Linked DNA regions of Homo sapiens: region 2 is linked to region 1. A link is a loop called in an ENCODE intact Hi-C map of the cell type or tissue named here. Cell type or tissue: A673. All regions are shown on one strand. Links, peaks and the distances in the headings refer to the core of each region. The heading gives the core; the rest is flanking DNA. Region 1 has its middle 380 kb from the start of NUF2. Region 2 has its middle 53 kb from the start of NUF2.

The links. A loop is a pair of places that touch in the nucleus more often than their neighbours do. Peaks named below come from ENCODE experiments on the same cell type or tissue, not always from the same donor. Only the 100,000 strongest peaks of a DNase experiment are listed, where the experiment ranks them.
Region 2: a loop joins it to region 1, with 2.4 times the contacts of the local background. A loop is called at or near these places in 1 of 110 quality-filtered maps.

The regions. Positions count from the first base shown.
Region 1 is chr1:163,700,034-163,704,437 of GRCh38, reverse strand. No RefSeq gene overlaps it. Among named protein-coding and RNA genes, the nearest start is that of NUF2, 380 kb to the right of the region's middle. In A673, for the core only: a CTCF peak has its summit at 2,464; no DNase peak of the experiment used is centred there; H3K27ac peaks cover 383 bases.
Region 2 is chr1:163,372,714-163,377,117 of GRCh38, reverse strand. No RefSeq gene overlaps it. Among named protein-coding and RNA genes, the nearest start is that of NUF2, 53 kb to the right of the region's middle. In A673, for the core only: no CTCF peak of the experiment used is centred there; no DNase peak of the experiment used is centred there.

The DNA.
Region 1 (4,404 bases), core at 250-4,249:
AGTCAAAGTACATCTACATTACTCTCCATGCATCTATTTGGTATTTAGAATAAAGATAATCAAAATGTGTTTTCTGACAATATTTCCAACATACAATATTTCCAACATACGATCCACCCCGACATTAAGTGAAGTTATCTAGAGCTATTTCATCATTGCTTCCTCTGTCCATGCTGCTCTACTACAGCTGTGTGGGAATGGGCTACAACGTGGTGCTTAAAAGACTTCAGCAGACCTTGCCAAGTATTCAGCTGTAGCTCTTGCCTTTGTCCTCCTATAACAAGATAATGCAAGATACACAACACAATGTCAAACACTGTAGTTATTCATTTAATAGTTATTACTGTCATGTATAAGCTATGCCAAATGTCAAATTTATGCTTCTGATTCTAGAACCATTCAGATGGTTTCTGAGAACTTGGGCATGACTACAGTTCACTGTTATTCTGATTGACCTATGCTATCTAAACCCAATTTAAGTCACCATTGCTCATTTCTGACACAGGTATAAAGGAATGAGGTGTTACTCCCTTTGAGTAAAGAGTACATGTTATGACTTTTCCGCTTTCACTGCTTCAGCATTAACCAGTGCCTTCATGAGTTCCCTGTTAGTTAAAAGAAATATAACTTTCCTTCAGATTTGTTTTTCTAATATGAATTCCCATCTTGTATTGCTAAATGTTTCAGACAATGGAAAAGCGTCTCAACTTCCTAATAGGTGTTTCTTTCTAGACCATATTATTCAGCACCTAAATGTAGCAATTCTTAGGATTTCAGAGATGTAAATGACAAATTTAAAACTTAGAGGAAAAAAAAAGAACTCAGAGCTCATAGATAATATTTCTCAGATGTTTGGTGGAACCAAACAGATGTATAAACTGACACATACTCCAGGGCATAGCATGTTCTTCAAATAGAAATCGAGGATTAGCAGTATTTCTTCATCTGCAAAATGGGATTAATAGTGTTTGCCACCTGTCATCTCACCAGGGTGTTGAGAGGAAAAATAAGTTCATTCAAGGAAAGTTCTCTGAGATATTTAGAAGGCAGCACATTAATGCAGACATCACTTTGTTTCATGGCAAAACAACTGAGATTCTGACTTCCCTGGAGGAGTAAGATCTTATTTCCAAAATGCATGCCTTTGAGAGAGAAAGTTTTAAGAAATAACATTCTATGAGCAATAATTCCATATCTGCCTAATCTAATGAGAGACAGGGAATGATAATTTACCCAGTAGGGAAATGTGCAATTGGAATACTTCTGGCAAATGTCTGGGTACATACATTCTTGTGCGCCCTTTCCTACCTCCAACTTCACCTCTTCCAGACTCCCCCTCCTTATGAAAAGATAAGGTTGAGTTTATTTTGTTATTACAGTTTTAAACATCAGAAATGGATATAAACTATAATTCTTGGTTTTAGACAAGAAGCAACACAGTCTTATCATATGTGAGTTAGAAGCATGCTCTGTGTTAGGAAACAGTTAGATGATATGGTTATATAAGCATGCTCTAGATTCAAATGTTCTGAGTTCAAATGTTGACTTTCAAGCACAGTTAGTTTATCTGACCTTGATTTCCTTGTATGTTAAATTATTACTTGCCTGTAACATTTAATGTGTCTGCCACATGTAATGATCACTCATTAAGTGTCCTGTTACATTTGCTGTCTTCTGAAAGGGCTCAGTAATAATCGTTGGCTCAATGGAGCACCTACTTTCATTCTCTGGAGCTGAAGTGGTTATAGGTCGATGGAAGAAGAAGTCTTACCTAATTATTCATTAAAATAAGTAAAAATAGGGGTTACCAATAGGCTATGAAATGGAAAGCTTGAGTTCCTAGGGTCTTTCTTTCACCAAACACTGAAGAGAGGTTAAATCATTTTAAGACTCTGCCTCCTCTTGACAAATAATAGGCAAAATCACCACCCTTCTCCATGAGCTAAGTAACATTGGTAAAGAGAAACAACATCAGAGAACGTACGTTGATTAGAGGAAGAGCATATAACCCCCTAACATAAGCATGAAACAGTTTTAAATATTAAAGCTCCAGCTCTTATTACCCTAATTTCCAAAGACAGGCAGTTAGTGTCAGTAGGATTATTTTTACTAACAGAAAGAAAACAAAGAGGGAAGAGCTTTTGATTAATATGTGAGTCCTCTGGGAAGTTGTTATCATAGAAGAATTTCTTTTCTCCACATGCACATGGGAGGTTCTACAAAATCCTTCTCATTACAACAGCAGTTTCCCATCCTAAAGAGAGCTGTGAAGAGCTGTACAACAGAAATGCAAAACAGAAGTGAAGAATGCATGATCCATGAAAATGTTGTTGATGAATTCTATGTAGTCAGGGCAGATGGCCTATAAGAACAGAACTTGGAGCAATTGCAGAGATTGAATATTTATCATACTTAGCATCTCTGAAATAGAAAGTGGTTTGTCTAATATTGACAACTAGGTGACGCTAACAACCAAGGTAATAAAAGAAGAAAATTAAGATTACAACCTGTGCAGAGACATGCACCAATACATCCTTGGCTGAATACTTAGCTAAAACATAGTGTGAAGATCTTGGATATTTAACAATAGAACATCAGGACATTTGTATCTGTGTAATATTTTTGAATGGTTATGTATTTCATAATGTTTTTGTTTCATATAGGACACATTGTACACACACGTGGGTATATGAATGTATGTGTTAGTAGTTGTCATTAAAAAGTTTTAATTCAGACATAATTAAAGAGAGGAAACCAAGTTGGTTGGACTGATTATGAGCACTATTGAAAAGCTAACTGAAAACAACAGGTAATGTTACCCATTGTAGGATGGTATCTGAATAGGAATTAATTCCTATGGAAGCATTAACTAATTGCAACAAATTGTTCTTGGTATATGTAAAAGTGGATTAATAAGTTAATAAAGGTAAGATTTTGCTAAATATAAAGAACTTTCTGTTTAATTTGTATCACAGTGGGGGAACCTGTCTTAAGAAATGATGTGTTCTTTCTCATGTAGAGATGTTTAAGTAGACATAGTATGGTAATTCGTCAGAGAAGATGCTGAAGGGGTCATGCACAGGGAAAAATATTATTTCAATCATTAAGAAATATGTATTTGGTGCTAACTATGAGAATGATATGTAGATTTCATGTTGCATGCGAACTCTAACCAACTTGCAGAAGCTTCCTGAGGCAACGTTGAGAGGCTAGCATGAACTCTATAGAAAAGACTGCTATAGCAGATTAGAAATAAATATCATAGAATCAGGAGTAAGGAGAAATAGATTACATTCTAAATTGTTGTATTTCTGACCTACCTGTTTCCAATCACTGTTAGATACTGGAAATACAATAGTAAATAGTGGAGGAATAGGCCCTGAAACATATAGGAAAATAAACATACCTCTGAGAATTTCTAATAATCAGATATTTCTAGGATTGCATTTGAAAGCTTTTATGTCCATAACCTCCAGTGAAGCTTGTAGTATAGGGCTAATTTGAAATAAATTTTCAAGTATGAAATAAATGAGCAAGAATGTTCGCTACAAATACAGAAAATTTCTGTGGGGTCATCAGGAGCTTTGCAATGCCATTTACTTCCTGAATGTCTGTGAATACCTTGTTGGCTAAGTCCCAACAGACAACGAGAACCCAGTGAGGAGGCCCTTAGGTCCTGGAATAGCTTTCTCTTTCCCATGATCAGTGGGTCAGCAACAGCCATCTCAGTTTTTCTGAAAAATTTTTGACAACAAGTCAAATGCATGAGATAAGAAGTAATGGTAACAAGTATCTGGGAGAAACGATCCTTCATTAACTTAAACACAGGGTTGGTGATAAAATGTCAGTTGAATACACAAGTCTTGATTAGAGAGCTCAAGCTGCCTGGCATGAAAATAACCCAGGACACCTACAAAGAAGTAACTGCCCTGGGAAGAGATGCACAGCCAGGTTTGCCCATGGAATGGATTCCCCAGAGGAAAATTATTAAGGCAAGAGATGTCAAAAAGGTAGCAGATCAAGTAAACCCTTGAGAGAGTTGGGAAATAAGTTGTCCAAAGCATTGACCGATGCCCTGGACTGTTAATGAGAGGCTGGAAAAACTTTCTGGCTATCTCCTTACCTGACTTTCCAGCAAAATGGAAAAAGTGGCAGAGAAGTTATTTCATATAAAGTGAGGCTTCCTCACATGTAGTTCTCCCAGTAAAAACTAAGAGGTACTCTCAAACCACCTGGGAAAGTGATATACTAAAGGTCTGGGAAGTCCTACAGGGAATCACAATAATGTGGGCAATTACTCAACACTTATTGATTGGATCCACTATAAACAACACTAGGTCAGGCATTAAAGTCAATTCCAAAAATATTTAAAAATATAATCCCTGTCTTCTATGAAATTCTAGA
Region 2 (4,404 bases), core at 211-4,210, 330 kb after region 1:
TTTACAGTTCCACATGGCTGTGTAGGCCTCAAAATCACGGCAGAAGGCAAAGAGGAGCAAAGTCACAACTTACATGGCGGCAGGCAAGAGAGCGTGTGCAGGAGAACTGCTCTTTATAAAACCATCAGATCTCATGAGACTTACTCACTATCATGAGAACTGCATGGGAAAAATCCGCCCCCGTGATTCAATTACCTCCCAGTTGACACATGGGGATTATGGGAGCTACAATTCAAGATGAGATTTGGGTGGGGACACAGCCAAACCATATCAAATAGAATAAGAAAAGAGCATCAGTCAAATTTTACTTACAAAAAATAAAAACTGGAATGGTGATTTTTTTAACCATAAGAATTACAGCTTACTTAAAATTAATACTTCACTGCAGCAAGACTGTGGTGAAATGAGCCATCCGAGGCAGCACCAGTGACAGTGCAGAAACTTGTAAGCTTTCTGAAAAGGAATTTGTCAACATGTATCAAAGACCTTCAAAATGTTTCTATGGCTATTGGCCCAATAATTCTACTTCTAGTTTAAATATGCCCATTACACTGTGCTCTCTATAATTATAATTTTTATAACAACCTAGATATAGAATAGAAAAATGGTAAAAACTTTATGCTACATCCATAAGATAGACTATCATGCAGTGATAAACATAAAACTTGGCAATAATTTTTTGATCATATAATTATGATTTAAAAATTAAGAGAGGCTAGACACAGAGGCTCATGACTGTAATCTTAGCACTTTGGGAGCTCAAGGAAGGAGGATCACTTGAGTGCAGGAGCTCAAGACCAGCCTGGGCACCATAGTGAGACCCCATTTCTACAAAAAATAAAAAAAAACAAACAAACAAGTAAAGAAGGCATAAACTTGTTATAATCAGTGTAACCTCTACTATGTAAAAATGTATATGCGTTAGTAAGCTATTGCTGCATAACGAACTAGTCCTCCCCCAAAACTTAATGATTCATCAAAAAACCATTTATTTCACGCATAATTCTGCAGGCAATTTAGGCTGTGCTCAGCTGGGCAGTTCTCCTCATCTAGGTTTATCTCAGCTGGGCTTGTTTGGGCATCTTTGATTTTAGCTGGCAGGGCAGTTCGGAGTGGGCTGCTCTAGAATGATCTCAGATGGGATGATTTATCTATTCTTCAAATGATCTATTCTTTAGCAGGCTAGCTTGGGGTTGTGCTCATAGTGTATCTGGGCTTCGAGAGAGCAGAAATGTGCAAGGCTCAGAATAGGCACACCATCACTTACTTATGCCACATTCTATTTTCAAAACCAAGTCATAAGAAGAACTAAAGGGGTGGGGGGAAGTGATTCTATCTCTCGATAGAGGGAGCTTCAAGGTCATATATCAAGTGGCAAGAATACAGGCAGGGATGGAAAATTGGGGGAATTTTTGTAATTAAGCAATCATAGGATGCATAGAGAAAAGTTTAGAAGATAATACACCAAAAATATTGGCATTGTATTCTGAATGGTAGAATTATTGATAATTTTTTGTTTTGTATACTTTTCTATTTTCACCTTTTCTATAAACAAGCAAGCTTTATTTTTATAAGCAGATAAAAATAAATATGTAAAAATGTCTACCCACTCTACATAAACAAGGTGATATAGACACATTAAAGTAATTGTGGGGTCACAGAAGGAGGTACTTGGCATAGTCTGGGGTGGATGACAGAGAAAGCTTCTCGAGGGGATGACATTTGGTCTGGGCATTCAAAGAAGCATGAGGAGGATTTGACTAAGCCAAGGAAGATGAGGGCATTCTAGGACAAACATACGTGTGGGAAACAACATATTGTTTAGTAAAATCAAAGAGCTAAAATAATGACAGGTAGAGATGACCCAGAGAGGAGCTGTGAGAAAATATAGAATGGGTCCAGGAGAGAAACCTGTGCAATTTGAGGGGAGAGAACTGAAAGGAAATGGGGAGGGCTGGGGGTTGTGCTGGGGAGAAGCTTATGTTTTACTGACTGAAAGTTAGCTATGAAAACCTAGCCCTTTAAACTCAGAGCTGGCTAATTTCCAAATGGGGTTCTCTTTTATGGTCTTAAACATATTGTTATGGTCATGTCAACACTGGTGCTAAAGATGGGAATTTGCTTATAGCTGAAATCAAAACTCCCAGAAAACTAGGGAGCAAAAGTAAAAGGTTGGCCATCTATTTTCTCAGCAGCATCAACTATCCCCCCTTCCCCTTTTGAAGCATAGAGAATCTGAGCAACTGCCTTGCTATGGAAGATTTTTAGAGCAAGATTAATCAGCACCTGCTGATTAAATTTTGGGCTATAAAATTGCAATATAGCTGTCACAGTTCTAGTGACTGTAGTCTGTGTTATGTGTTTTCCAATGAAGTGCTTAATTAAAATGAATGCCTAGATATTTAAATTCCTAGAACCAATCAATCAGCTGGTTGTTTATGACTTATCAAAGGGCCCCTTTTGTCCCTAGTGTGTTGTGGTGTATAATGTAGTTTGGCTTCTAAACCAGAAGTTAACCTATACTCCTGAGAATTGAGTTCACAACCTCATAAGCACCTAACTTTATCAAAGGAGATAAATGCAGCAAAACACTCTAACTGCTATGCTAATGGAGACATGAACAACAAAAGATAATGTGTGGAAATCCAATCACTGGCTTCAAAATGCCTTCTCTCTCAGTAGATTGTCAACTCTTTTCTATTTTTAAGAAGTCTCAGGTCGGGTGTGGTAGCTCATGCCTGTAATCCTAGCACTTTGGAAGGCCAAGGCAGGAGAATCACTTGAGCACAGGAGATTGAGGTTGAGCCTGCAGTGAGCTGTGATTGTGCCACTGCACTCCCACTTGGGTGAAAGAGCAAGGTTATAGATGAAAGATAAGGAAAGAAAGAAAGAAAAAAGAAAGAAAGAAAGAAAGAAAGAGAGAAAGAAAGAAAGAAAGAAAGAAAGAAAGAAAGAAAGAAAGAGAGAGAGAGAGAGAGAGAGAAAGAAAGAAAGAAAGAAAGAAAGAAAGAAAGAAAGAAAGAAAGAAAGAAAGAAAGAAAGAAAGAAAGAAAGAAAGGAAAGAAAGAAGAAAGGAAGGAAGGAAGGAAGAGAAAAGGAAGTCTCAGTAATTAAACATTTATGTTGCATGAAAAAGCAATTGACACCAGTGAAATTTTTTTTTTTACTTCCTTCTGCAACTTTTTTTTGGCTTTTTATCATGATGGGCAGAGAACTGAGAGAAATGGAATTTTTCTTTTAATGATAAATTAATTTTAATTGTCATTGCTAGATTTAGCAAATAAAAAATACAGGATTCCCAGTTAAATTTGAATTTCAGATAAATGATGAATAACTTTTTAGTATAAGCACGCCCTAAACTTATATTTGTTTATTTGCTGTATTTTATTTGCCAACCCTAATTTTAAGGCTTTGCTAAGATCACAAAGTCCTTCTTTACAGAGACACTATAGGACTACTAATACCCATGGGAGAACACAGACGTGAGGTAAGCCATCAGACCATGCTCAGTTATAGCAGAACAAAGGCAGAACTCCTGCTGTCTTGAGCCCCTTGTAGGTTCTCTTCCATGAGGACACCCCTGTATACTTTGGTTGGGCAAGTCATTTGATGAATTTCACAATCTTCCAAATGAGTCCATGGAATTTTAGGTAGCATACCCAGAGAGAAATAAACTTCTTTAGACCAAACTACAAATTAACTAATTTGAGAGCCAACATTTTGACTGCTGGCAGCTATCCAGTCCAAATGTACAATTGAGCATGGTGGTTCACACCTGTGATCCCCACACTTTGGGAGGCCAAAGTAGGAGTTTAAAAAAATCAGGACTTCATAAAAACACAAAAATATGAACTGCCAATGAAAATGTTCACTTTAAGGAATATAACTAACTTAGGAAGAACCCCCTATACATCAACTAGAGCAACGATAAAATAGAATTTGTACACTAATCTTCAATTCCTTCCTCATTAAAAAATTAGAAAAAAACATTTTTTTAGATTGGTTAAGACAAGAGAAAAATAATCTTGGTTGTAGAAACAGCCAGAGTTTTCTTCTTCCGTCTAGTCCTAATTTTGGAGATTCTGCCACATATTACATTCTGTTCTTGTCCCATACTTATCTCTCCGAGATGATGTTTCCATGTTTCAAGGTCTTTATTACTATGTAAAGATTTTTCTTAGTATCTATTTGCAACTGCTCCTTGTTTTTTTCTCAGCTTTAAGTCCTGAGTGTTTTCCAAGTATACTGCTAAGGAGGTTTGCTCCTTCCAATACACTCTGCCAAATGTGTGCTAATTACTTACCACATTAGGAATAGCTTATCTATTTGTCTGCTTGGTGCTACAGCTCAGCTTTCTAATCCTCACTGCCTGTGCAATCAGCATTCTTCCCCACTGGATCTATA